Linked DNA regions of Homo sapiens: region 2 is linked to region 1. The links are chromatin loops, found by intact Hi-C in ENCODE. Cell type or tissue: endothelial cell of umbilical vein. All regions are shown on one strand. Each heading gives the region's core, and the rest is flanking DNA. Links, peaks and the distances in the headings are about the cores only. Region 1 has its middle 110 kb from the start of LINC00973. Region 2 overlaps LOC105374007 (a long non-coding RNA gene).

The links. Hi-C counts contacts between places; a loop is a spot of excess contacts. Peaks named below come from ENCODE experiments on the same cell type or tissue, not always from the same donor. Only the 100,000 strongest peaks of a DNase experiment are listed, where the experiment ranks them.
Region 2: a loop joins it to region 1, with 14 times the contacts of the local background. A loop is called at or near these places in 15 of 110 quality-filtered maps.

The regions. Positions count from the first base shown.
Region 1 is chr3:99,022,360-99,025,291 of GRCh38, reverse strand. No RefSeq gene overlaps it. Among named protein-coding and RNA genes, the nearest start is that of LINC00973, 110 kb to the right of the region's middle. In endothelial cell of umbilical vein, for the core only: a CTCF peak has its summit at 1,518 (motif pointing left); a DNase peak (open chromatin) is centred at 1,481.
Region 2 is chr3:99,530,922-99,533,853 of GRCh38, reverse strand. All of the region lies in intron 1 of LOC105374007 (a long non-coding RNA gene), which reads left to right. The region is part of intron 1 of LOC105374005 (a long non-coding RNA gene); the gene reads left to right. Among named protein-coding and RNA genes, the nearest start is that of COL8A1, 110 kb to the left of the region's middle. In endothelial cell of umbilical vein, for the core only: a CTCF peak has its summit at 1,384 (motif pointing right); a DNase peak (open chromatin) is centred at 1,383; H3K27ac peaks cover 219 bases.

The DNA of each region.
Region 1 (2,932 bases), core at 176-2,675:
AATAATGTATTGTATATTTCAAAATGACTTTTAAAAATAGGTTTTAAATGTCCAAAAAAATGGACACGTGAATTAGCTTAATACAATCATTGCACAATGTACACATATATCCAAATATCACATTGTACCCCATAAATATATATGATTATTTATCAATTACAAATAAAAATAAAACAAAAGGGGACAAAACAGAACTAGGATTATCACATAGCCACACAGATACCTTAAACATCTGTTGTTATCCTGATGACTATAGGGTCATGTAAAGACCAGGTCAAATGAAACAACTTGATATGGCAAATCCAGAAGCACAGGTGTGTATCTGAGGTAGACAGAGAGCCTGCCAACATTTTTCAAGTCCACTAACTGCTCCTTAATTTTTCTGCAGAGAGAGAGTGATATGAGAAGTAGATATCTGGTAACAAAGTGAGTAGAAAATCGTAGATTTTTCTGACTTGTAGCTTAGAGGCTTGTCTCTTCTCATTGTATTTCACATTTGGTTGTAATCTTCCTGAGGTTAGAATTGTAGATACTAAAACTTTTAGCACAGTGTCTTATATATAGTATACAAATTGCTGAATTCAATTTTCTGCACATTAACTTTCAATATTAAAATAATGGACTAAGGATAGCATAATTTTATGAGGATTAAAAAGAGAATATCTGACAAAGACACACTAACCTGAACAAAAAAATGTAAATAGTAATTTTAAGTAAAACCAGATTCCTTGTTGGCCAATAACATTGTAGCAGACAAACAGAAGTACAGAAATATTCAGGAGAAAATACTTGGAAAATAATTTGGTATGATATGGCTTCAAATGTCCAGATGCCAGGGCTCAGGAAATAAGAATGCCTTCAAATCTTTTAAACAATTAAGCCAATGCAATCATCTAGAGATCATTCAAAGTTAGTGAGATGAGATCTATCCATTGATATTTCTGGTAGAACAGAATGTGAAAAGCATTTGAGAGAGAAAGAAAGGATAGTGAATAGAAATAATAATATTTAGTATAAAACATGTTGATATAAAGAGTTTTCCCAAAATCCTATAGAAAACCTCTTGTGATACAGTAGGAATTCTTATTCAGTTCTTTTTACTGATTAAATCATAGCAAGGGGCCAAATAACTTCCTAATTCACTCAGCTACCACATGGCACATACAGGACTCTATTCTATATCTTTAACTACAAATTCTCACCTCTACTATATACTTCCTATTTAATTTGAGAGGGCACCACAGAGGGCCTAACCAGGCTGAAGACATGGTCAAATATTGATTTTGAATCTGTTGAATGAGGAATAGAAGTACTGATCTGAATAAAGTCAATAAAATAATCTCTGGTTATGTGATTACTTATCACTTTCCACCCCCACTGTTTAATCCTCTGTTATAGAATTAATTATCCTGGAATCACAGAATTAATGTGTGGTAGCTGAAAACTGAGATGGAAATTTGCATGCAACAGGCAATTGGGCTGGTTTTGAAACTTTGAGAAATACAGCCACCTGTTGGACATAGTCTGGTATCACACTCTGTTCACCATTTGTTTTTTAATGTTCTTTGAATGCGAAAAACTTTTGTTAATAACCAAAACGTAAAAAAAAAAAAAAGCATAATTGTCACTATTAGAAAAAATAAAGATGATTAAAAACAGTTGAATGTCTTATTTTGTCTGTTTAAAGAATGAACCTGTGTATTAATAATGTAATTTTCTAGATATAGTCTGAATAAGCTGAAAAGCTTTCATCATCATAAGAACCAATTAATAAATAATTTTTTTAAAAAAGTTATTTCCTCACAAATTAGTAAAAGTAGGAATTTGTTATTTTTTTCATTCCACTCCAGCACTGGCCTCTAGAGCAGCAGTTGGCAAATATTTTTTAATGTTTTTCAGATAGTAAATACTTTAGGCCTTGAAGGCCATAAGCTTCTTTCTCCTTTCCCTTTTATCCTTTCATTTTGGAAAGTTAAGCATCTTTATTTTACTTAATAAAAACTGTATATATTTAAGGTGTACAACATGGTGTTTTGATATACATATACTTAGTGCACTAATTACTACTGTCAAGCTAATTAACATATCCATCTCCACCTATTTACCTTTCTGCATTTGTGGTGAGAACACTGAAGATCTACTCTCTTAGTAAATTTCAAGTATACAGTACAGTATTATTAACTATAGTCCCAATGCTGTACATTGGATCTCTAGAATTTATTCATCCTACATAACTGAAACATTGTACCTTTTAACCGATGTCGTCTCATTTCCCCACCTCCCCAACAACACACAGCCCCACCCCACTCCTGCCCCTGGTAACTATCATCTACTCTCTGCTTCTAAGAATTTGATTTTTTTTTAGATTCCACATGTAAGTGAAATCATGTAGTATTTGTCTTTCTGTTCGTGTCTTATTTCACTTAGCATAATGTCCTCCTGGTTCATCCATGTGGTCACAGATGGCAGGATCTCGTTTTTTTTGAGGTTGAATAATATTCCATTATATATATATATACCACAGTTGTTTTTATCCATTGATCCATGACAGACACTTAGGTTGTTTCCACATCTTGGCTATTGTGAATATGTTTCTATTGCAACTATTCAACTCTGCTGATTTAGCATAAAAGAAGCCATACACAAAGGGAAACAAATGTGCATAGCTGTGTGACAATAAACCTTTACTGATAAAAACAGTTGACAGGCCAGATATAGCCCACAGGCTATAGTTTTCTTATACCTTCTTGTGATGGTTAATATTGAGTGTCAACTTGATTGGATTGAAGGATGCAAAGTGTTGATCCTGTGTGTGTCTATTAGGGTATTGCCAAAGGAGATTAACATCTGAGTCACTGGACTGGGAGAGGCAGAGCCATCCTCGGTCTGGGTGGGTACCATCTAATCAGCTGCCAGCACAGCTAGAATAAAG
Region 2 (2,932 bases), core at 240-2,739, 510 kb before region 1:
TTTGACAGGGTCTGGCTCTGTCTCACAGGTTGGAGTCCAGTGGCACAATCTTGGCTCACTGCAACCTCCACCTCCTGGGCTCAAGCCATCCTTCTATCTCAGCCTCCCAAGTAACTGGGACTACAGGTGCATGCCACCATACTTGACTAATTTTTTTATTTTTTATATTTTGTGCACACAAGGCTTCACCATGTTATCCAGGCTGGTCTTGAACTCCTGAGCTCAAGCTATCTGTCCGCCTCAGCCTCCCAAAGTGCTAAGATTATAAGCGTGAGCCACCATGCCCGGCCTGCTCTTTCTTTTCTCTTGAAAATGTGATAGTCAGAGCTGGGACAAGTAGAATTGTTGAATTTGTAAGAGCAGGATAGATTAAGATGACACTTTCATTTTAATGAGGAAACTGAGGGCCACAGAGATTAGGGCCTTGTCCAAGGTTACACAATTAAGCAATCTCAAAAACCTGAAAAATTTCAGAGGCAAGTGAATAGGCCTGGCTAAAACAGAGGGGATCAGGTTTTATTTAGTTTTGGGAGAATAAAAACATTGGTACGTGCAATTGCCTTGGGGGTAAAGATACACATATTGGTTACATCTGCATGTCCTTCCAAACATTCACAAACATATGGGAATGAATTATAAGTAACAATGAATGTGAGATAGCTCCATGTTTTAGTGACTTACTTTCAAATCCCATATCCCACTTATGTTCTTCTTTTAGCTGTATTGCCCCTGGCCCAACACACGCTAACTGGATTGTTTCAAATACCAGACATGTAAAGACACTAGCCAAATAATTTTATCAGTACTCCTTTACTTTTGTGATATATTCTCTATAATAAAAAAACCTTGAAATGGCCTATTTATGCATCAAATGGAGACTTTTAAAAATAAATTATGACAAGGTTTCCAACATACATACCTAAGTGGAAAAAAACCAGATAGAATAATAGGTATTTTGTGCTTGTGGACATTTAAAAATATTCATGCGTGTATATGGGAAATTTCCAGAAGAATACACAAAATAAGTAACAGTGGCTATGCTGTGTAGAGGGATTGGGGGTATGAAGTGAGAGATAAACTTGTTTTTTATTGTATAGAATTTGTATACAATATATGTGGGTTTTTCCCCTCATATTTTAAAATAATTAAATAAACACATGCGTTGCCCATAACACAATTCCTATCAAGGACCTTTAGGTGAAGTATGGGAAATAGATCTAATTTTCTCTCTCTTTTCTTCTTTTTCTTTTGCTTGCTGTGCCAATGGTCTTTTTTCTGTTTGCTTTCAATTCCATCTCCCTCCCTTTCCCTGTAGGTTACAAGAGAACACCATGTGAACTGCATTCCCAGGCTCCCTTGCCGGGTGACTTTCATCTAAAGTTAGCCAGTAGGGGGCACTGGGAAGATGCTGGAAGGAAGGAGCACGGAAGAAGGGAGGCTACTTCTACCCAGCCCTCTGCTCCTGGTGGAAGCTCTGGTCCAGTCTCCTCTGTGCTTTAACTCCCTCTTTAGTCCCAGCTTTCAAGAGGCAGTACTGTCAGAGTTCCAGCATTTTTGGTGGGCCCAGTGCTTAGACCCTAGGAATATCATCCTCTCCTTTTGTCCTTCCAGCTTAGGGATATTAGCAACTTTCCACTGTTAATAATTTTTTGATGGCACCTTCCTTCATTTACTCTTTCAGCTATTCTAATACCTTTATAATTAGTTCCCACATTAAATTATCTTATTTAATTATTATATGTCAGGACTCTGTATTGCTAGCTGGGCCCTGACCGATAGAGTCACTATTGAAAGTGAGATATTTCTAGCTCCTATATTTTAAAAGTTATTATTTGTGTATAGGATAACAATTAATTTTATGTATGATTTTTATTATTTATAATCTTATGTATTCCCTTATTTTCTTTTTGAAGTTATTTCTAAAGGTTTAACCTGATGGCCTTGGCTGGAAATTAAAACCAAGATCCCTCAAGCCTTCAACCTCCTAATATGGCTGTTTCAGTTTGATTTCCTGTTTGACTTGAATTGTTTGAGAATGTTTCAGTTCTTGGTTTGTTGGCCTTAATTGTTATTGCAAATTTCTTATGTCTGGCATCATAATTAAAAACTATTATCTATGTGTGGCTCTTACGGAAAATCTTAATACATTTGCTAGTGTGAAATAGTATAGGTGACATTCTTTAATTATAATACAAAATTTATGGAAATTTTCTTTATGGGCTATTACCTGCCAACTTTAACACATTTTCCATTTGTCTTTAAAAGTTGCTTCATTTGATTTTATATATGTGTGTATGTATATAACATCCATATTATTATGTTACTTATTTTTTTCTGTATTGGTACTTATTTTATTTTATTATTTTTTTTGAGACTGAGTTTCGCTCTTGTTGCCCAGGCTGGAGTGCAGTGGCATGATCTCAGCTCACCGCAACCTCCACCTCCCAGGTTCAAGCAATTCTCCTGCCTCAGCCTCCCGAGTAGCTGGGATTACAGGCATGCACCACCATGCCCGGCTAATTTTGTATTTTTAGTAGAGACAGGGTTTCTCCATGTTGAGGCTGGTCTTGAACTCCTGACCTCAGGTGACCCACCCGCCTCTGCCTCCCAAAGTGCTGGGATTACAGGCGTGAGCCACTGCGCCCAGCCGGTACTTATTTTAAATCTATATCATTTGTCAAAGATTGTGTGTATGTTTTGTATTACTATCCATTTATGTCTACTTCCAGTTTTTGGCATTATGCATTTTTATGTTATATTATTTGGTGCATAGATATTAAGGATAGCTAGGTAGCTAGGTCTTCATTATGGAGTATATACTTCATCATTATCAAGTCCCATTCTTTGACAAATTTAATAACTTTTGCCTTGAAATTGTAACTTGCTTTTTAATTAAAATGTCCTGGAATGTTTTTCTCTAATACATCTTTGA